2 separate regions of the Homo sapiens genome follow, and region 1 is linked to region 2. Evidence: chromatin loops called from intact Hi-C (ENCODE). Cell type or tissue: GM12878. All regions are shown on one strand. Links, peaks and the distances in the headings refer to the core of each region. The heading gives the core; the rest is flanking DNA.

Region 1 (12,255 bases), core at 2,302-10,301, 55 kb before region 2:
TTGCATAAATATATTATGCTATCCTAAAAACAATGTCAAATCACCGACAAAATATTTAACTGACAGCATTCATTTCGTTTACCCGATGAGAATGAAGGAAATTTGCATTAAAGATCTTCCACATAATCTTCAACTCTACTTGTCCCTTGCTAATACATTTTCAAATGGCATTGCACCTGCTTTCATATAAACATCTTTGATGCCTGGAACATCAAATGCATCAAGACATTGTTAGAAAAATAACCACTTAACAAATAGCTCAAAAGGACCTAATGAGATACATTTCACACACAGTAGCTAGATATTTGTTAGATAAGAAATCCTTCGTGATTATTGCACCTTCCAAAATGGCCAGTCTGACATGCCCTTTGGCCAACTGCCTAAACTAAATGATTGGTTGTTTCTCACATCACTCATGAATATTTAGGCTTATGAAGAAGTCTGTCAATTATATCTCTTGATCTATTCAAACTGTTAAGGAAATTTCAAACATCTGACTGTAAAAATCTATATTTTCCCTCATGCATGAATGAATGAATGAGGTTAAGACATGAATTTAAGATATATATTTTTGGTTACTGATTTTCTATCAACTCTCTTTGTTTCAAAAACTTCACAAACACAATTCTGCTTCTGTGTGCATTTCCAAATTTCTGCTCTAATTATGTCAGTTAACTTTATTTTTTAACTGACACCGTATTGCAGATCAGTATTTGCTGTTGAAATTTCCATGGTACCAATCCCAGGAGCATCATTAAGAAAAATTCGGGAATATAAATGAAAAATCATGTTGAATGTTGACAGTTTTACAGACATTAGGTTTGGCATGGCTTCCTCAATGGGATAATCACTCCTTAAAATTAATAAATCTACTCAAAAACCTTTTTGGTTACTTGTTTTTACTGAAGTTGTTATCCTCTTTCCGGTCCTAAAGTGGTGACTCTCGGAAGCTGATAGATACAGGAAGAAAGACTGAAATAGCAAGTCTTGCTTTAATGTGGGAGCAATATGGGGCCGGTATAGATTTGCACTATGGCATTACTAAGTATAGCTTATCCACTTTGGCTGATACTCAGCTTAAGTGTCCCCTTTCCTGGAAAGCTGTTCCTGAACTTTCCAAGCCCATTCAATTGCTTTCTTTTTTTTTTTCATATCGTATCTTGCCTAAACTTTTTTTAGAGCACTTATTATGTCACCTCACTTATGTGTAGCTTTCTCTTTTTAGTTTTAGAGGTTTTGGACATCCAGAGATATGTATTATATATCTGCATATCCAACATCTTATACATCTGGCATATAGTAAATGTGACAAATGTATGTCAATTAAATATAGAACTCTTGCAGCATATGACTTGGAGTTTCCTGCTATAAAACAGGAATTTGTTAAACTGTATGAAGTATTCTGGTTTTGAGACTGATCAGTAAGCTCACTAATAGAGCTGGTCATTGAGAGTATAAAGATTTGGGAAGAAGACGTGTGCTTCAGATCATTACCTCCTTGTGACCCTGTGTTCTTCAAGAATAAATGAAAGTCATATTGCTCAAAGCAAGAATAATAAAAGTAAGAGAAAAAATGTATTATGTAACTAATTAAAATAGAACAATGGAAAACACAACCAAGTGACATTTATCCATTTATCTCAGGTATGCAAAGTTGGTTCAATATTAATAATTAATGTAATCCATCACATCAAGAGACTAAAAAAATCACACGATCATATCAATAGATTTAAAGAAAGCATTTGACAAAATCCAACACCCATTTATGGTAAAAACTCTCAGTTAACTAGAAATAGAGGTGGACTTTCTCAACTTGATGAAGAATATCTACAAAATATCTATACCTAATATAATTTTTAATGATAAGAAACTTGTAGCTTTCTCATTAAGATTATGAACGAGGCAAAGTTGCCCCCTTTCATTGTTCTTTTTCAACATCATACTGGAAGTTGTAGCGAATTAAATAAGATAAGAAAAGGAAACAAAATGTACACAGATTGGAAAGGGAAGAGGTAAAACTGTCTTTGCAGATGACCTGATTGCTTAGGTTAACAAAAATTAAAAATTAAAAATATTCCTATAACAAATAAATGATTATATCAATGTAACAGGATACTAGGTTAACATGTAAAGTCAATAATTTTCCTAGATGCCAGTAATAAACAAATATGATATGAAATTAAAAACACAATAGCATTTACATTAGCATCCCCCAAAATGAAATATCTAGGTATAAGTCTAGCAAAATAAAAGATGTATACAAATAAAATGATAAAACACTAATGAAAGACTTAAAAAATAAAACCCAAGTAAGTGAAGAGATATTCCATGTTCGTGAATAGGAATACTCAATATTGTCAAGATGTCAGCTCTTTTCAACTTCATTTATAGATTTAATGCAATTCCAATAAAAATTCCAGGAAGTTACATTGTGTATCTTCATAAACTGATTCTAACATTTATAGGGAGAGGCAGTAGATCCAGAAAAGTCAACACAACATTAAAAGACAAAGTTGAAAGACGGACCCCACTTTACTTCAATACTTATTATAAAGCTATAGTAATCAAAATAGTATAGTATTGGCAAAAAAAAAAAAGACAAATAGTTTAATGGAACAGAACAAAGAACTCAGAATAGATACACATTAATATAGTCAGCTGATCTTTGACAAAGGAGAAAAGACAATACAATGGAGAAAAGATAAACTTTTCAACAAATGGTGCTGGAACAACTTGACATCCACATTCAATAAAACATGCACCTAGACACAGACCTTACACTCTTCACAAAAATTAACTCAAAATAAACCACAGACCTAAATGCAAAATGCAAAACTATAACACTCCTAGCAGATCACATATGAGAGTATTTAGATAAACTAGATTTGGCAATCCCTTTTTGGATACAGTGTTAAAGGCACAATACATAAAAGGAAGATTTTATAATCTGGACTTTATTAAAATTGAAAATTTCTGCTTTGCAAAGCATACTGTCAAGAGAATAAAGGGAAAAGCCGCAGAATGACAGAAAATATTTGCAAAAGATATATCTAATAAAGGATCATTTTTCAAAAATACAAAGAATTCTTAACAATAAGAAAACAAACTGATTAAAAAATGGGCCAAAGACCTTGGCAGACACCTTACTAAAGAAAATATGCAGATGGCAAATAAGCATATGAAAAAATACTCCACATTAAGTGTCATTAGTGAAGTCCAAATTGAAACAGTGAGTTACCATTACATACCTATTGAAATGACCCAAATCCAGAACCCTGTCAACACCAAATGATGGAGACCATGTGGAGCAACAGGAACTCTCATTCATTGCTGGTGGGAATGCAAAATGGCACAGCCACCTTGGAATTCAGTTCGGCAGTTTCTAAAAAAACTAAACATATCCTTCCCATATGACCCAGCAGTCATGCTTTTTGGTACTTACACCAAAAAGTTGAAAATTTATTTCTATACAAAAGCCTGCACAAAGATGCTTACAACAATTATATCCATAATTGTCAAAAGTTGGAAACAACTAAGATGTCCTTCAAAAGGTGACAATGTAATGTTATCCAGCTCTAGAAAGAAATGGGCTATTAAGCAATGAAAACACATGAGAAAATTACTAAGTGAAATAAGCCAGTACAAAAGGTATTATTCCAAATATATGACAGTCTAGAAAAGTTAAAACTATGACAATAGTAAAAAGACTAGTGGGGCCAGGCGTGGTGGCTCACGCCTGTAATCCTAGCACTTTGGGAGGCTGAGGCGGGCAGATCACGAGGTCAGGAGATCGAGACCATCCTGGCTAACACGGTGAAACCCCGTCTCTACTAAAAATACAAAAAATTAGCTATTAAGCAATGAAAACACATGAGAAAATTACTAAGTGAAATAAGCCAGTACAAAAGGTATTATTTCAAATATATGACAGTCTAGAAAAGTTAAAACTATGACAATAGTAAAAAGACCAGTGGGGCCAGGTGTGGTGGCTCACGCCTGTAATCCTAGCACTTTGGGAGGCCGAGGCGGGCAGATCACAAGGTCAGGAGATCGAGACCATCCGGGCTAACACGGTGAAAACCCCGTCTCTACTAAAAATACGAAAAATTAGCCGGGCATGGTGATGGGTGCCTGTAGTCCCAGCTACTCGGGAGGCTGAGGCAGGAGAATGGCGTGAACCCCTGAGGCGGAGCTTGCAGTGAGCCGAGATGGCACCACTGCACTCCAGCCTGGGTGACAGAGCGAAACTCTGTCTCAAAATAAAATAAAATAAAATAAAATAAAATAAAATAAAATAAAATAAAATAAAATAAATAAAAAAGACCAGTGGTTGGGGAAAGGCAAGGATGACTAGAAAGAACACAAATGATTTTTAGGGCAGTAAACCTACTCTGTAGGATAATATAATAATGGATACATATCATAATATGTTTGTCTGAATCTATAGAAAGTATAGCATCAAGAATGAACCATAATGTAAACTTTGGACTTTGAATGATAATGATGAGTCAATGTAGGTTTAGGTTTGTCAATTGTAACAAATGTACCTCTATTGTAGGAGATCTTCATTAGGGAGGTAGCTGTGCATGTTTGAAGACAGAAGATACGTGAGAAATCTCTGTAATTTGCACTCAATTTTGCTATGAACTTAAAACTGTGTGAAAATCAAGTCTATTAAAGAAATTGACACACACACACACAAATAGAACTAGCATTGATTAATTGTTGGCACAACAATAAACTGACATTATTAAACTTACATATAGACTATGCCTACATTTCCCCTTCCCAGCTGAATTCATACCTAGAGATGTCATATTACTTGGGATGATGGCACTTTCAGTGGAAGGAATTTTACCCATATGGATTCTATAATCATAAATTAAATCTAGCCGGGTGTGGTGGCTCACGTCTGTAATCCCAGCACTTTGGGAGGCTGAGGAGGGCAGATCACTTGAGGTCAGGAGTTAGAGAACAGCCTGGCCAACATGGTGAAACCCGTTTCTACTAAAAATACAAAAATTAGTTGAGCGTGGTGGCAGGCGCCTGTAATCTCAGCTACTTGGGAGGCTGAGGCAGGAGAATCTCTTGAACTTGGGAGGCGGAGGTTGCAATGAGCCAAGATTGTGCTACTGCACTCCAGCCTGGGCAATACAGTGAGACTCCATCTCAAAAAATAAAAATAAAAAAGTTAAATCTGAGAATATTGTTCTCAAAGCAACAAACAGAATTTTACATATTCAATTAGAACAATCTGTGGGGGTGAATTATTGAGGTCAGTGAAAACAGCATATTCACTAAATTTATAAAGCTATTCACTACTGCAAACAATCCTTTTTTAGCTGCCATTATCTATATGCATACCAGCCAATCCCTTGAACTCTGAGTTGTTCCCCAACCCCTTCCCTCCAAGAAAATTTCTACCGTTGGAGTCAAATAGTCACCCACTGAGAATTCATTCCCCATGAGGTCTTATAGCTATGATTAGAATCTATCTTTTGCAAAACTCACTATTACCTTAGTCTTGTGGTTCATGTAGATGAACTACATGACAATCTACTATTTTTTCCTGTGTCAGTAGCTACATTTCTTTAAATGAATTCCAAAACAGAGCTCTTAATACATAGATTGCATCTATAGCAAATTATAACTCTATAAATTACCAGTGCCACTGGCAGTCCTCAGACACAATAGGAAGCACAACAGGATGGAGACTGGTCCATTTCTTTCAACACGGATTAAAATTTGCATGGCAATTTTAGTTTGCTACAGCCATGGCTACACTGGGGATCTAGACCTATCCTAGTCCCACCACCAACTATGCAGTGTTTCCTGCATTTGAGGGCATTCTGCTGAACAACTTATAAAGCCTCACTGAGCCTGCAATCACCACAGACTAGTGGGGCAAATTGCTCTTGGACAAGCGGCCCAGGGCACATTTTATTCAAAATGAGTACTGATGCTCACACCTCCATGCTACGAATCACTGCCATCATTAGCGAATGAGGAGGGTACAAATTGTGTGCCCTTCTCAACAATGTATTCTTACTGCAAAAATATGCCCATGATTTTCAGTAATTTGTGGCCCATGACTCAGCTATCTACTCCTCTTCCACCAGTTATACCCTCCACTTGGCTTAGTGAAATTGCTCATCCACATTCCGCAACACACCTTCTGCATTCTCAATCTCTTCTTTGACTCTTTATTTTTGTTCTCCTATTTTAGCTGAAACTTGAATCTTGCCTGAAAAGTCTCATTTTCCTCTACCTGTCTCAAGAGCTGTTTTTATTTTCTCACTTTCAACATTGGAGATCTGTCCTCCTGGCTTCTAACGTACAGTTTCTCTTGTCTCTTATGAAAAATCCTGTTCCTTTAAAGTTTATGCCATTCACACAGTGGCAGAGATTTCTAAAAATGCATTTCCTCTGTTCTCTCAGGGTTCCATTTCCCAGCCTCTTTTACAGCAAAATGAAGTCATGTAATTTAGCTCTAGCTAATAGAACATTAAGCAAAAAGTGATATGAGTTCTTGTAGATCAGTCTTTTAAGCATTGGGTATGCATCAGCTCTGTTCTGTTTCTCAATCTGCTGGCTAGATGCAGTTAACAAAGAAACCTACGTAATATTGAAACCAAAAGATGGAAGAAGCCTGGATCTCTAATTCACTACTTGAATAAAACTAGTCATTTGCTACCTTAAACAGGAAATACATCTACCTTGGACAAGAAAAAGTAGTATCAGGAAATAAATTGCTACCGTCTTTGAGCCATTATAATAACGTGGGCTCTATTTTTTGATGCAGCTGGCATTACCCTTAACTATACTCTTCCTTGTCATCTACTAAATTCCAGTATAGTTTATCATATTAATGGGAAACTTTGGCATATAACCAACATTTTTTTTCTCTCTGTCCCAACCCTAGCATTATCATGAGTAACTGGAATATCCATTAGACAACTTATCCAAAACTATGTCCTCTCAAGTCCTTGACCTCTAGTTTCAAATTATTTCCCCCTCAACCTCAGTTTGGTTATTTACACTCATAGGAATGCTTTGAATATTGTCATCTCCTATAACTCCTCCATCTTCAAAATCAAAATCAACCAATCTGCCATATGACTATAATCTCTTCATCACACCAGCTTGTTCAAGCGCTCTCATGATGACTACTAATTGATTTCATTGAAACGGTCATTCTTCTTTCACTTCCTTCTACAACTATCTCACATTCCATCGCGCTTCATTTGAATAACATCCTAAATCTCATTGGTTTTCTGAGTTTTCATCACATCTATCCAACAAAACCGCAAGCCTGCAGGAATTGAGCTGTCTGCCTTTTCTATGATGTAATAACCAGAGAATGGAGCAATAATGAGTAATACCATACAACTGGGAACACCAATTCCGGTATAAAGACATTTCACAAATTTCTAATTAACTCTCAACACTTCCAACAATACAACCACCAACTTAACGTCTCTCAAATATGTCAAAGCTATCCCAAATCAACACTTTGATAAGTGTTTGCTGAATTAATGGGTGAATGGATAAATTAATACAAGTAAGTATATAATTATTTCACAATAAACATTCATGTATAAAGCAAGTATTCATATCCACATTATACAAGAGAAAAAAATCTGAATTTAATAGAATCCAAAGAAGCAGATGAATTTTGATTCAAATTTAGATCTTCTCAATTTCCCTAACTCTAAATCCTGAGTGTCTTTCCATCCATGTACTACGATGCATATTGAACTTTATGAAATGTTCTTTCTTCATTTAATGTATAACCATCGACTCAGAGAATTAGGTCTAATTTTGAATGCAGTTATCTGTGACTATAAAAACAATGCCCATGGAAGGCATTCTAATGCTTTGAAACATACACCATTCACTGCAAATACTTTAAAGGAAACATTTTAATTTTGTGAATAAAAATGTTTAATAGCCCACACTCCAAACTAAAATTGATACCAAAATGTATCCAAAGGAATCATCTCACAAAAGGAAGGGGACTTAGAAGTAAAAATTTAAAAACTGACATTTAAAAACCATTGCTTTTTATCCTTTATTGAGTGTTTGCCATGTTGCAGACGTTATGCTAAGCAATTTACATGTGCAGGAAAATAGAACCTATTATTATCCCTATTTTACAGATATGAAAATTGAGAATTAGAGGAAATAATCAAAGCCAGGAGCCAAATACAACTTCTGTATGATTCCAGACACTGCATTTAACATTAAATTGCCTTTCCAATAAGTAGTTAATTATTTCATTTTGAGCCATTACTTAGTGAAAACTCGACAAGAGTATTTTTTCCTACTAATAGCATCTGATAATGAGACATTTCAATTATAACCAGATGGAGAAGGAAAGCACTATGTACATCATAAAGCTTAGCATTTCCAGGATATTAAATGAGCAAATTGTTTAGTCTTACCCATGAATTCAATCCCCAAGTGGTCTGCTACACCAAAGTCAGCATGGAAGGAAGGGGAAGAGAAAAAGAGAAAAAGGTTAGAAAAAGCTCTATACATGGAAATCAGTGCTCATAAGACTAACCCTCCAAGGCAAGGCACAGCCTCAATTTTAACCCCTATGTTTGCTTAGAAAAGATACATTACAGATCACCAACAGTAGAGTTACTCTGAACACTGATGAGTATTTCCCCCAAAGCCTCTGAGCTATAGCTTAGATTTTAGATGAACTAATATTGCATACATCATGAAGAATGCTAAGTATAAATTTAGCTAAGAAAGAAAAAGAAAAATTGTTATACCATGAACATCTGGCACTAATATTCTTTTCAGAATGCATAATATTTTATGTGGAATAACTATTTGTTCAACATGAATTTATTTGAACCTCTATAATAAAAATAAAAGTGAATAAGCAAGGAATTTCTGCATGCCAGGCCCTAATCAGGTGTACTTTACCTCCACAAAAAAAGCAATGATGTTGGACTTTTTTCTCTCTCTCTTTCACTTTTTAGATGAGAAAACTGTGCTTCAGTGAGATTAAAACTCTTACATAGGTTACAAAATCTGAGACACTTCCAGGGCACCAATTTGGTTGATCTGACCGTTAAGCCCCATGACTATTCGAATTGACAGCCCATCCTACCAAACACAAATATGTGTGTCCATGTCTGTTCTACGTGCATATAGAATGCAAACCATCCTGACCAGCTAACATCTGCCTGATCAGCAGAGCAATGAACTGTACTGGGCTGGACCCAAGTATTCAACCTCAGATGTTCCTCTATTTAAATGGTTCTTTTTTTAATCATTCAGTTATTCACTCATTCACTTTTAAAATTCATTGCATTAATTAACATTTTTTTCTGTTGCCATAATATTTGTCTGAAGTGAGAATAAGGGAAAAAACTATTGCTACCATTGTAATTGTTTCCAAGACTAATTGCTGAGCTTCCTTTTATGAATTCTTTATTTAGCAAATAAGCTTTTCCTTTTAGAAAACATGCATCTAGTTACCCAGATTTCAATGCCTTTTGTGTTTGTAAATAGGTCATTAAAAAATTTATTTGGAAAAAAATATATATATACATAGTATAAAATTTATCATTAAAACCATGCTTAAGTGCATGACTCAGTGTCATTAATTATTAAGTTGGTGCAAAAGTAATTGTGGTTTTTGCCATTACTTTTGTTAACTTGATACATTCACAACGTTGTACAACCACCACCCCTTTTTTCCAAATTCTTCCATCACCCCAATCAGAAACTCTGTGCCCCCTAATCCATAATTCCTCATTCATCCCTCCTCCCAGCCCTTGGTAACTTCTAATCTACTTTCTATCCTTATCAATTTGCCTTATGAACCGTTCACATTTAATTACATAAAGAAAGATGGTGACAATGTTTCTAAAAAGTAGATGCATTCATTTATTTCCCTGGCATTTCTTGACTGCTTACTCTGTGGTCATCATACACATGGTGATAGATATCAGGCACACTTTCATGTAAAGAAAGGATTCTTGTTCTCAGGTAGCTCAGAAATGAATGAGAGACCATGGAGAAAAAGCTATGGTCATTCTTTGTAATAAGTGCTATAATGGAAAAGCAGAAAATGTGCACTGGATGAAGAGGCCATGGACCCATAAACTTGCTCCTAGGAGGGAGAGAATGTGCAATACAAAGAATAAAGTTTGTACAACCCCATCAAAGAGTGGGCAAAGGATATAAATAGACTTCTCAAAAGAAGACATTTATGCCACCAAAAAACATATGAAAAAAAGCTCATCATCACTGGTCATTAGAGAAATGCAAATCAAAACCACAATGAGATACCATCTCACGCCAGTTAGGATGGCGATCATTAAAAGTCAAGAAACGACAGATGCTGGAGAGGACGTGGAGAAATAGGAACACTTTTACATTGTTGTTGGGAGTGTAATTAGTTCAACCATTGTAGAAGGCAGTGTGGCGATTCCTCAAGGATCTAGAACGAGAAATACCATTTGACCCAGCAATCCCATTACTGGGTATATACCCAAAGGATTATAAATCATTCTGCTATAAAGACACATGCAAATGTATGTTCATTTCATCACTATTTACAATAGCAAAGACTTGGAACCAACCCAAATATCCATCAATGATAGACTGGATAAAGAAAATGTGGCACATATACACCATAGAATACTATGCAGTCATAAAAAAGAATGAGATCATATCCTTTGCAGGGACATAGATGAAACTGGAAGCCATCATTCTCAGCAAACTAACACAGGAAGAGAAAACTGAACACCACATGTTCTCACTCATAAGTGGGAGTTGAACAATGAGAACACATGAACACAGGGAGGCGAACATCACACACTGGGGCCTGTTGGGGGGTAAGGGGCAAAGGGAGGGAGAGCATTAGGACAAATACGTAATGCATGTGGGGCTTAAAACCTACATGACAGGTTGATAGGTGCAGCAAACCACCATGGTACATGTATACCTATGTAACAAACCTGCATGTTCTGCACATGTATCCCAGAACTTAAAGTAAAATAAAATAAAATAAAAATAAAGAAGAATGGAGTTTGTAGAAAATTTGGCAAGACTATTGTCAGTAGCCTTGTTCAGGTCGTTGACTTCTCTGCACAAAAGGTTTTGAGAGCGAATCCCAAGTAAGTGTAGACAAAGAAGTTTATATCAAAGCGAAAGTATTGCAAAGTGAGGTGCAACAAACTTGTTTGTCTACTCTTACTTGGGATTAGCTCTCAAAATCTGAGAGGCAGAGTGGGCTGCTCAAAGACAGAGATAGCCCCTAGGGTCTTGAAGGGAATTTCCTTTACGGAAACTGTACAGACATATTCATAAAATACTGGTGAGGTCAAGTATGTAAAGGTGGATCTGTGGTTAGTACATACACTCAGGATCTACATGCTCTAACACATATCATATGTATCATTAGCATATAAAATCTCCATCTAAGGGGTGTTTTTTGATATTAAAATGAGAAAAATATTACTATAAGCTAAACCTTGAGTCTAGCTATGCCTGTGGGACACTGGAGGAGTCTCTGCCCCTCTCTCAGTGCCCAGCAGGCAGAAATTTGTAGCTAATAGTTTCTTGTGCTTTTGGTGCTGGGGAAGTTACATCAGGAATAACAGACTTTTGTTCTCTTCCCCAAGCCCATACTGAGTATCAGGAACTTGTAACCATCTAACAGTCTGTTGGTATTCGGTAGGACCGCTTATCTTGCAAAAGAGTTAGGTGTTGATGCCTGAGGGTGCAAGGGGAAAGAGCCAGCTATAAAAGTGGCCCACTGAGCTTTACACACAGGACAAGTAAGTATGGGTCCTAACCTTACTTATCCTGCCTCAAGACCATGTTTTCATTCTTATGCAAATAGGAAGCTTCCTGACTGTGGTACCTAGGACATTGGAGAGAGACTAGAGTTGTGACATTTAAAATAAGGATTACCTATCATTACACTAAAAATAATATTTGTGAACAGCTGGGAATAAAAACTAAACTTTTTCATATAGACAGAAGAGGAGGTTGCAGGAAGGAAACCAGGAGAGGCAAGTGTACAGAAATCAGGGAGCAGAGGATCTCAAACAGTGGACCACAGGTGTTCCATGACATGAGAGGGTAATTAGAAAGTCTTTAGATACAGCCTGTTTGAACAAGAACTTTCCGGTGCAGCTGAGATGGCTCAGAATTGGCTGCCTGTCATCTGTTTTGCTGGCAGGTGCAACTCAGGCATGGCTTTCTTCCTTCTTCCATGAACTT
Region 2 (12,255 bases), core at 1,721-9,720:
GCAGCTAGCCAACAGCCCATGCGTGGCTACTCTCCACGCACTGCCTATGGGCTAGCCCTGCTCTGCAAGGGGCAATCACCAAGCATAAACACTGCTGCTTAAGTAAAGCTGCTTTCTTCCACCGCAGGCTTGAGTGAAGCCAAGAACCTTCCCTTCATCACACTTATTTATCATAAATTGTTCTTACACTTTGCCTAGTAACACAGCTCTGTCTTTCTAACCTGAGCAAGCTGGGTCTTCAATGGATCAGCCACATTATTCTGTGCATTCAGCAGCTACCATGTAAAAGCTGCTATACAAAAAGAAGCAAGGGAGAAAGGCTCTAATGTCTTTTCAGTAGAGAACTCCCCAGGGAAACAGACCTTTTAATGGCTGCTGAATTGAACTTCTAGTGTAATATCCTGGCAAACTTCCTTACCAAGAGTAGCTCTTTTCATCCATTTAGTCCATCTTTATTCGGTGTTTTGGGGCATACACCTTCATTCTTCATGGAGATAAGAGTCCAGGCTTACCTGAATCAAACTTGGACCAATTTGGACAAAATAACCAGGAGTAGAGGTAAGAGAAGCAAACAAAGCAAGTTTATGCAAAAAAAGAAAAAGAACCAACAAGCACAAGTGCCTGGAAACAGGCCACAGAACTCTGAGAACTGTGAGATTTATATGAAATCGCAATTTGCATTGTTCAGGCTTAAAATATAGAAAAAATCTACCATATCAGGTTTGTAGTCCTAGCTCAGGCACCATTTGGCTTTCGGTAACTTATTTAATATTGGTGGGCTTCAGTTTTCTCAGCTATTAAATGGTAATTTTGCTATTGAAATCTGTAGCTTGAGAGATTCATTGAGGTCCTGGAAGAAAGGCAGTCCAGGAACCAAAATGTTCCAAAGGCCACAATGATACAGAAGGGGCTGTTACTTGGAAAGCCATCAGTAGAATTGCTGAATTAAAGGGGAAGAGACAAATGCACAATGCAAGACTGGAAACTGGGGAAATCTTTTCAGCAGCGTGGAAAAGGCAAGATCATTTAGAATTTAAAACCAAAACTGATACAATTTCTTCTACTTCATAGATAAGTACAATTTTGTTCAGGAAAATACTTTGTTACTTTCTAGTAGAGGGGTCCTCATTTATGAAAATACCCACATATTCCTCCATACAAAGTGGAACACTCTCAGGCATGGTCTGGGAAAATGAGGACTGCAACAAAGATATTACGTGTATCTAATGTCCAGAGCTGGGTGCGGGGATGCCAGTTGCAGCAGGAGAAGCATGGCTGGGGCTGCGTGCTCTGCTGAGCCTGTGGGAGCCTGGAACAGCTGGGAGCCCCACCTCCTTCTGAGTTGGGGCTGCTGAGGGTGGCTCAGTGTGGGCCTGCAGGCCCCCTCCACTTGAACAGACTGGGCACTATGGACAACATGATTAAGGAAGTAGGAGGCAGACAGGCTCCTCTGTGGGAAGGGGTAAAGACCCACCTTCAGGTGGAATTCCAGGTGGAGTCCACGGCCAGGAGTGAGAACTTATGGTGCTTTTTCTGGGCCCACCCATGGCTGCCCATGGACCAATCAGCATGCATTTCCTCCCTTCTGAAGCCCAGGAAAACCCTGGACTCAGCTGGACTCACAGAAAGACATCAGGACAACCTGTCTGTGAAAAGTAGCTACCCACTTTGGGTCTCCTCTCTGCTGAGAGCTGGACACTCATCGGGATGACCTGCCTGCGGAAAGGAGCTACCCACTTCGGGTCTCCTGAGAGCTGTTCTGTTGCTCAATGAAGCTCCTCTTTGCCTTGATCACCCTCCAGTTGTCTGCATACCTCATTCGTCCTGGATGTGGGACAAGAACTCGGGATACGCCAAATGGCAGGACTAGAAGAGCTGTAACAAAAAACATGGCTGAAACACCTCACCTCCCACTTGCCACATTGTGGGTGACAAGAAGGAGAGAAGAGCTGTGGCCGTTCAGGGAGCCCAGACATAGGGGATCCCTAAGCCAGGGCTGTGACACCCTTTTTGGGGCTCTGTGGTTCCTGGTGTCTCCAAGCTTCTGGGCAACACCATGTTCCTCTCGTCCAGATGCAGATGCCCAATTATACCATTCAGCCATGCCACATGTACCACATGTGGTCCAGCCACAGCTTCACACAGAGCCAAAACGTGTGCTAGCGCCTGGAGCTGCCTGCCCTGCCATAGCAGCCAGCATGCCTAGCCAGTGCACAGTGGCTGGTCTCCGTGCTTGCTTGCCCACACACCCCTCACTGCTGCACCCCTGGCTCACCCTTAGCAGGTGTGGGATCCAGGCCAGTAGCATGAGCCGAGTGCAGCCTGCCAGGTGAAGTGGGCGGAATAAGCCCAGCAGGTGTGAGCAATACTTAGGCAGAAGGCACAACCGGACACAGAGGTTTCCAGCTGAAACCTCTGTGAACCTCCAGGTGAAGTGACACCTGGAGGATCCCATGACATATACACATGTTACAATGAGAATATTGAGATTTCCAGACCAAAGGGAATTTATAAGTTCATGACATCAGGAGAGGAAAAAGAAGGGTTCTAGCCACATGGGGGAAAGCAGAGAGCTCAAGAGAAAGATCAGGAAGAGAAAATTTTTGAGGAAATTTAGGTAGTAGACACAAAAAATTTAAAGAAACAAAAGTGTCAAACCTCTCATGATGTTTGTTGTAAGCTTTTAAGTGAACACCTCATACATTTCCCCAAAGCTTTGCTATTTCTTTGACAAATGGTGGGGAAATCAATGAAATGGGGCCAGGTCTCACATTTGGGCCAAAGAGTAAAGAGCAGTTGTTCCAGGTGAGATGCAAGGGAGGTCCTGAGTTTAACTGGAACAGAAAATGAAAGCAAAAAGTACCTGGACATTTTATGGAAACTCTGGAGAAGGCACAACAAACTTTCATCAGGATGCCATAGCAAATTTTAAAAAATTATTTCCTAGGATGGTATGACCAAAGCCAACCTCTTACTAACATGGGTTTTGGAAGATACTTCTTTAAACCAGGAGGACGGCGATGACCGCAATGCACACTCTCAGAGCAACAATCATGAGAACATTTTTCTAGAAGCAGATCAGCATGGTGGGTTTGGACTTTTGCTCCAGTACTGAGTAGCTCTGTGATCTCTAGAAGTCTATGCAAACTTTCTGTACTGCACTTTCCTTCTCTGTAAAATGGATACAGTCTCAGGTGGCACAACACAGAGTTGTGAGGATTAAAGGAGGCCTCTCACATAAAGTGCTTAGCAGACTACCAAACATGATAGTGTGCAAGTGTTCACTATGACTCATACAGGCTTAGTGCTGAGAATGAAGTAAGATGATATTTATAAAAGTGCTTTTTAAATTATACAGAAAATACATGTGAAATTGTTGGTTATTATAAAATGAAAATAAAAGAGTAAAATTCTGACTTCTTGGTCCTAAAACTCAAAAAATAATTCTCTCTTAGGCTTTACAGGATGAAATGTTTTCTCATGGGTCAGAAGTAGCTGTCGGCCTTTCTACTATAGAGGCATCATGGGAGGATGAGAGAATACTAAATTATTTAACACTAGGATCAAGAAATTTCCCATATCATAAACCTGGCTCCACAGGCTTCCTCATCAGTGGTAGTCTTCGGGGAGAAGCCCCATGCGGCCTCTGGGTTTTAGAATGTGCATTAGCATTTACTAGTAATGATAGTGATTAATATTATTTATAAAATTAATCCTAGGCAAATCTCTAAACACCCTGTTCTACTCTTTAATGTAAATTAATGATCATTTTATCTTTCTCCATCTCAGTTTAATTAGAATCCACAGTAGTCTATGAATTGGTATGTTTGCCAAAGTTAACTCAATAGTGTATACAAATAGTGGTCAATGAAAAGACCTGTTTGGAAAGCTACATGCTGACATAATTGAAAACCACTTGGTTATGAGTCATAGAGCTTGGGAGGAAATGCTTTCATCTGCTGCAATTCAATTATACTACAAATTACATCAAAGGAGATCCTGATAAAGCCTGCAAAGATAATGGTGAACAATGATTAGCAATGAAAAGAAGAGCATTCCTGGGAGTGAACCGTGCCACCTGCACAGAGTACGAGTAACTTCTAAGTAGCAGCCCTGATGCTCTATGAATCTGGGACTGAGGAGTCACGCGCCAGGCCAGCTGCTGTTTCCCATAGTCCTCTCAAGACCTGTGTGTACACACGTTCCAAGTCATGCTTCAGACACAGCTTTGGGCCCTCAGTTACTTTAAAAATTAAAATTGGGTTTGGAAAGATCGCTTCAATATACAATCTCTAAATTTGATTTGTCAATGATTTTTATGGTCTCCACCACAAAATTCTGAAACGTGATCAGATCTAGGAGTTAAGAGAATGAATATAAATGAGACTGTGTTACAAAAGACAGCCCGTTTAATTAATAAGCATTTTCTGAGCATATTGTTGATAATACAAATAAAGGTGTAAAAGTGTAAATAAAGATCTTTGTTCTCAAGATTACCATGCTCTCGAGGAAGTCTCATATGGAAGCAACTACAATGTTATAATGCAATATACTAAGACTTATTTAAAAAGGTACAGGCTGGGCACGGTGGCTCACATCTGTAATCCCACCACTTTGGGAGGCTGAGGCGGGTGGATCACTTGAGGTCAGGAGTTTGAGACCAGCTTGGCCAACATGGTGAAACCTCATTTCTATTAAAAATACAAAAATTAGCCAGGTGTGGTGGTGGATGCCTGTAATCCCAGCTACTCAGGAGGCTGAGGCAGGAGAATCACTTGAGCCTGGGAGGAAGAGGTTGCAGTGAGCTAAGATTTTGCCACTATACTCCAGCCTGGGCAACAGAGCAAGACCCTGTCTCAAAAAAAAAAAAAAAAAAAAGAGAAACAGAGGGTATGAATAATGATGAATAATGTACTTTGTGTTTTTTTTACTTTAACTTGATTAACTCATCAAAACACTCATACATTTCAGATCTAGGACATGCTGTGGTCTGCCATGAGTGATATGAGCACAGGTTTCAAAGATTGATACCTGCTGATAAATTTCTTGAGTTATTGCATGACTGAAAATGTCTTTCTGTTGCTATTACATTTAAGGACAACATGTCAAGATGTAAAATCTTGGTTCACATTTGATTTTTCTAACACTTTTATAGATGTTTCTTTTTGCTTTCTGGTTTTGACTATTGCAGAGGAGAAATTCAAATTTTGTCTGGTTATCTTCTTTGAAATAAACATATTTTTTGTACTATGTAGAATAAAACATCTAACTTTTGCTTTGCAGTTTCAAAACTTATCAGAAAATGTCTACATGTTAGTTTCTACTGAGTAATTTTATTTGAGTGTGATAAGCCAGGTTTCTCAATATTTCTATGGTCCTGAGTTTTGTTTCATTCATAACTCTTATGCTAATTTTTATCTCCTGAGAGGTTGCTTTTGCATCCTGAGTGTGCTTTTTAAATTCATTTTTTGTTTTATTGATGTGGTTTTTAGCAGTGTTGATTCTACATTTTCCATATACAATAAAGATCTTATTTTTATTTCACCCACATTTTACTATAATTATGTCAGTTTAATAGAAGCAGTATTATTTTTTATCTCACCTAGGATTAAATGAAAAATAACTAGGCTTAACATTTTATTTTGCTTCATGTCAAAATGTAAATTTCAAAGTAGACTTTTTGTTCTTGAGCCGAAGAACCTTCATTGGTTGGTTGGTTCTAGTAATTTGCCTCAAAGAAAAACAAAACAAAAAAGCAAAACAAACCACATATCTTTAAATTTGGGTTGTTAATTTTCAGCATTTTGACCAGAAATCTAGGTGCCTTGCTTCTCAAAGGATGATTCAGGGACTAGGAATATCAGCATCAACTGAGAGGAGACTGGGAGAAATAGAGGATCTTAGATTCCCACACAGACATAGCGAACTGGAACCTACATTTCAACAAGATCTCCACATAATTATATACATATTAACATTTGAGAAACCCTGGTCTAGAAGAGCCATGTATTTGGTTGTTGGGAGTCATTTAACTCAGCTGAGCTATCAGGCTTCATACCAACACTGAAGCCAGCTGACATCTCTTTAAGTTTCTGTCTCTAAAGTGTGGCTTGAAGACAACATGCTTGCCAAGCTCTGGTGTGACCAAAGATTGTAGGATCCAGTCTACAAGGTGTTTTACATGTTTATTCAGTCAACTATCATGGTTTCTTCCCTGAAGTATGGATTAAGACAGACTGGGCAATCCAACTCTGAAAATTTCAAAGCCTGCCCCCTGGAGGACTGCTGGTGAATGCAGCTCCATGGCAGGGAAGGAAAGCAATTGAACAGGAAGAGCTTGCCTCAGTCCAGGCAGGTGTTGAAATACGGGCCTATTAATGTTCACAGTTTTATTTTGCTTTATCTCTAAGGATCTAATTAATTTAGAGATCATTGCTTTTACTGTCAATGTGGAATAAAGATGATGAATGGACTAACCTCGGCATGTGCAGCCCAAATTGGTGTATTCCCAATGGTTCCTACTGCCTGTCACCTTTACTTTTCACCTGTTCCACAAGTGTTACAATAGAATCTAATAGGAAGGTAGCTCTAAGCCAAATGGGTCACTGATATCTCCCCAGAATTTCACCATTGCAGGAGAAACAAAAGCTGGTTAAAATTCCAAAAACTTTAGAAGGTCGCCACAAGCCTCCCTTTCTAAAAAGGGAACGCACATCATTGACATACAAGTTCTTTCTGCCCTTTTGTTTATTCAACGAATATTTAATGGATACAGAAGTAGGCTCTGGTGATATGGCAGTGAACAAACAGGTGAAGCTTCTTCCTTCATAGAGTTTGTTATCTAGTGAAAATATAAACATTACAAAACAAATCATGTGAAGATGGTTATAAGTCATATGAAGCAATACATATCATGGTAAAGAGCTAGGCAGGCATTCATTGCCAGGCGTTTGTATGTATATATGCTTGGGAGACAGATATGGCTATTTTGCAAAGGAGGCTCAAAGGAGCCCCCAGTGAAAAAGTGAATTTCAGTGGAGATTTGAAGGAAGTGAAGGAAGGGGCCCTGCAAATGACTAAAGGAAGAACACTGCAAGTAAAGGACACACAAGGACACCTCTCCATAGTAGGGCAGTAGTATATTTTATTCTGAAAATTCATAAGAATTTAAAGAGAAAAATGTATGACATACCCATTAAAATTAGATAACAAATCCTGTTTTTAGTGGCTTTTAAGTATTAATATCTTGTATGTCTCCCTATTCTTCCTATTACCAGCGACCTAGTTCACACCCTCAGCATCACTGGCTTGGACTATTGCAGTCGCTTCTTCTTTTTTTTTTTTTTTTTTTTAGGCTGGAGTGCAGTGGTGCGATCTTGGCTCACCACAACTTCCGTCTCCCGGGTTCAAGTGATTCTCCTGCCTCCGCCTCCCGAGTTGCTGGGATTACAGGCACCCACCAGCACGCCTGGCTAATTTTTGTATTTTTAGTAGAGACGGGGTTTCACCACGTTGGCCAGGCTGGTCTCAAACTCCTGACATCAGGTGATCCACCTGCCTCGGCCTCCCAAAGTGCTGGGATTACAGGCGTGAGCCACAGTGCCTGGCCTTCAGTCACTTCTTTACTGATCTGTTTGTCTTTAGTCACATACTAATCCAGTCCATTTTAAGCAAAAATGAACCTAGTGCAACATCTCAGCCTAAAACTCTTCAAAAACATTCACATAGAAAAAAACAGCATTGGAGATCCACTGCTAAATCATTCACAACTGTCAATCCCAAATGGATTTTATACTTAAGTATAAAAACCAGATCTTTAAAACTTTTCAAAGGAAATAGACCAATACATATCCATAACCTTAGGGTAGGGCTACTTTTAAACAAGACATGAAGCACACAAAGAATTAGGATGGGCTGATATCTTTAACTGTACTACAATTAAGAACCTCTGCCTGTCAAAATCATAGGGCAAGCCATAAACTGGGAGGTAATTTACAAGACACATAATTGCCAAAGGAATTAGTATCCAGAATATGTAAAAAATACCTATCCTATATATATCAATAAGAAAAAGCAACTTTCAAATCAGGAGTTGGCTTTCACAAGAGCAGAAATATAAAAATCAACAAGTTATAAGAAAAAAAAAAACCTGTGTAGAAATTGGATTATTGAAATGCCTTTACAACCCAGTAGATTATCTTAAATTTAAAAAAAATAATGAAGTTTTATTGACAAGGTCATGGAAAGCAGATTGTGAGAATGGGGGTGTAAATCACTGAAAAAAACCTGGAAAACTACTTAGGATTATCTCTTGCAGAATTAAAGATGAATATTTCTTACATAAAAATTCTCTAGTGTCATTGATAGTAAAGCAAAAATCTAGAAACAAGAAATGAGGTTGAAACACAAATGAACCCTGAAAGTAAATTCTCTACAGCCACGTTAACAGGGACAAATCTCACAAACATAAGGTTGAATTTCTTAAAAATCACCAAAATATACATTATGTGTTAAAACTATTTAAATACGTTTCTGTATGATAAGATATAATATATTATGGGGACATAGTTACAAACTTAGGAATGCTAAGGAAGATAATTTACATCTCAGAGGAGCACAGGACTTGTCTCAATGGTGTTATTATGTTCACATTTTTTAAATGGGGTACATGGGAATACTAATGTTGTTTTTTTCACATTTTATAAATATAATATATATTTTTTGTATAAATGATATATTTTATGATTATAAAGAAGAAGAATGAGTGTTGAAAACAGTGGATCTTTGGTTCAAATCCCATATCTTCTACTTTGTTTAATATGCCCTGAGACTCATCATTTTTTTTCTCCTTTACATACACAACTGAATTGCATACACAGTCACTAGCACAATCATTGGCAAATGGCGAGTACTAAATATATATTGGATAATATGGGATGGGGCTCTTTAATGGCTTCTCATGGCTGTTCCCTTCTTTGCATGGTGCATGTGTTGTCTTGAACTGGCCTTGACCCTCTTGTCCAACTTCATATCCCACCATCGCCTCCTCTCAGTCACTGCTACAGCATATGCCAGCATTCCTCATTTCTTTGCCTTCAGTACTAAACCCATTGATCTGCCATTATTCCTCAAGGCTCAAGCCAAATAGCACCTCTACTGTGAACAGACAACACTGTAGCACTGACCCCAATACATGTAATTCATGCAATTTTAGTAAAAATTCACGTAATTTTAGTGTTTATATGTGGGTTTAATCATAATATTATGGCAGGAGCCATATATTGTTTTATCATCTTATCCCAGGACAGGTGAAAAAACAATAAATAAGTAGCTGTATAAGGAATAAATTCATAATTTTGAGATTACTTTAGTTGTCTAAATTCCGGGTTTGATTTAAAACATGAAGCATGGGTAATTCTATTAATCATAAATAGGTAAAAGTTTTGTCATTGCAGAAAAAGCTAATGAAGTATTTCTAAAAAATAACAGTTTAATTGGAGAGATTTTTTTCATTCTAAGGCTATCTAAAAAAGTTAATCACATATATAATCATCTATGAAAGATCTCACACATTTATATTATCATAAAAATATCTCAAAATTAAAAGAAAAATGTGTGTGTTTAATTACATAATGTCACTGATCACCAAAAATTATAAGTAATTTGTAATAGTAAAATGAAATGAGTCGACTCCTTTATTGAATTTAAATGAATTTGAATATTTATTTTCTGGAACATTTAGTAAAATGATCTCAATGTATCATTCAGATTTAACTGTGTGATACACAGTGTAAGTAGAAACTGTATTTATAAGCTATAAACAAAATGAAAGGAGAAACTCTAAGGTGCTTATTCAAAATAGCGACTTGACTACTGTGCTTTTTTTTTTTTACTACGTGTGTAGAAATTATGTTTGAGGGGCATTTATGAGAGCAATTATTCAAGATACATGAAAAATGAGATGAAAATAAGTGAAGAACCTACGAATTAACCATAAATGTTCCTCATTCACAACACAGAAAGGGTAACACCAGATACATCTACCCCCTTACGATAATGGGAGTCAATTTATTGGAGAAAATTTTTGCAGTTATTGAGAAAGATGAAGAAGGAAAGAAATTGTCTGTGAGAGGAGACTATTTAGGTAAAGAAAGAAAAAGGATTTGTAAACAAGGAATAGTACTGTGAGTCCCTGGACTGTTTCAAAGAAAATTAGATGTGTTTTGTGAAAAAATAAATGAAATAAATTTATTTAAAAAGTATGCCATATGACTGTCTTTGCAGCCATATAAGAGAAGACAGGAAACAGGGAAAAAGGGAAAAAGAAGCTTGCTTTGGAGGCATGATGTATAAATCAGTATTTCTCACTCTTGAATGTGCATAGGATTCATCAAGGGAGCTTATTATTAATAAAACAAAGATTCTGAAGCAGTTTGCTTTGGGGTGGCACTTGAGATTCTGTGTATCTAACAAGCTCCCAGATGATGCTGATGTTGCTGGCCTTGGATCACACTTTAAATTCCAACAAGAAAGGAAATTACATTGTAGTCCTATGGATGTGTGTTCACATCCTAACTCTGATTCATGTAATTATGTATTCTGGACTCATGGAGGCCTCTGAACTTTACATAGGTGGACATGAGTAGCAACACTCCACACACCCCGTTGCAAGGTAATGAAATAATGTTAGCAAATCCCCAGACACAAAGTAGGTATTCATGACTGTCAGTTCCCCTTATTGAGTCCTTGCAAGTTTACTTGCTCAAATTGATGTTATTGAACATGCAGTAATTATTATATTTCAAGTGTAATGAAAACATGTAAGTCAAGATGCCCCCTAAATAAGTCAAAAATTAGATATCATTTCACTTTTATAACATTTGTCTTTTTATGTACTTTGACAGATGTCTCATTTAGAAGCAGAACATGATTAGAGGGAAAGAAATTGTTGGAAAGATATTGCAAACATTTGGAAAAGCAAGAGGCTAAAACTCATGTTGGGATGGTGACTTTCTCCCAGGACATTTATGTCCAATAACCAATTAGGGTCTTGGCAGCAAACAATGTGTGGAAAGCTGTAATTCCATCACATGAAAGCAGGAAACAGTTGAAATAAAATATAGTGTGAGTCTTTAAAGTCTATGTAGACAATGAGTAGATGTGCTTCAAAAATAAAATGATTTGCAGGTAGGACAAATAGAAATAGGAAGGGTTACATGCAGATGGTGCCTATCTGATGTCTACAACAGGCTCTATCAGACAACCTTATGATCCAAACTGCAGAGGAACACATGAGACTTACCTAAGTACTATGCACTAATTCCAGTACCCCCATCAGACTGTCATCTACATCATCTTCTCTACGTATCTGGTTGTCACTCCTAAATTATTCTCTTTTTCCCTCCTGATTAGCCACTCCGGATTTATATACTAATGGTACATGACAACTCCTAGATGCATCTCAGAAATGTGAAACAACATCCTCAAATCAATGCCTTTTCTAGAGAGAAATACTTGAAAAGTCTCAACTAATCATCAGGTTGGGTCTTTAGCTTCACTTCTCACATTAATTGTAGGTCCGTGAGTAGAAGCCTAGCTCATTACCCAATACCTCATACATGCTCTACTAATACGTGATGTGTGAATGAGGTCAGGATTTTTGTCTTTAGTATATATTTTTATAAAAACAGCAAAAACTAAGTAGAAAGGCAATCACAGAACTTGATCACAAATAAAATATATAGAAAATAATGCCGTCTTATCTAAGTATTCAGACAATCGGGCATAATTTCAGGCCTCAATTGTCATTGTCATTGTTGAAAAGACCTATAAGTCATATTTATAACAGGAAGTGTCAATAAGGCACATGAGGAACTCAAACCTTGTTGACACTCACATCTGCTTAAAGCCATAGCTGATGTTTCCCTGAGGTGTCACTTGCTTTCTGATATGAAAGGACCCAGTCTCTCTATAAACAAATGCTTCTCTAGCAGTAGATTAGGATGAATGAATTCTATTTCTTAAATGTTCATAAGAAATCTCTATACAATTTGCTATTAATAAGATTAGATAAAATCTCCTAAAGCAACATTTTCCCCTCATTCTCAGTTGATGTTTCAGAAAAACCTTTGACAGAAAAATTTGAAAATAAAGATTTTTAGCAATAGAAGTGACATACTAAAATGTACTGATCCAAACTAAGAAGTCTTTGGAACAGGCCTGTGCACATTTGCTTACAGCCCACCAAATTCAGAA

Evidence for each region. A loop is a pair of places that touch in the nucleus more often than their neighbours do. Peaks named below come from ENCODE experiments on the same cell type or tissue, not always from the same donor. Only the 100,000 strongest peaks of a DNase experiment are listed, where the experiment ranks them.
Region 1: it touches region 2 in a loop (2.0-fold over the local background); 1 of 110 quality-filtered maps calls a loop at or near these places.

Annotation. Positions count from the first base shown.
Region 1 is chr10:82,861,627-82,873,881 of GRCh38, reverse strand. It overlaps NRG3 (neuregulin 3), which reads right to left. Exons shown (of 9, transcript NM_001010848.4): 4 at 8,445-8,471. Among named protein-coding and RNA genes, the nearest start is that of NRG3-AS1, 630 kb to the right of the region's middle. In GM12878, for the core only: no CTCF peak of the experiment used is centred there; a DNase peak (open chromatin) is centred at 6,601.
Region 2 is chr10:82,805,835-82,818,089 of GRCh38, reverse strand. The region is part of intron 3 of NRG3 (neuregulin 3); the gene reads right to left. Among named protein-coding and RNA genes, the nearest start is that of NRG3-AS1, 580 kb to the right of the region's middle. RefSeq lists a silencer at 7,490-7,678. In GM12878, for the core only: a CTCF peak has its summit at 6,275 (motif pointing left); no DNase peak of the experiment used is centred there.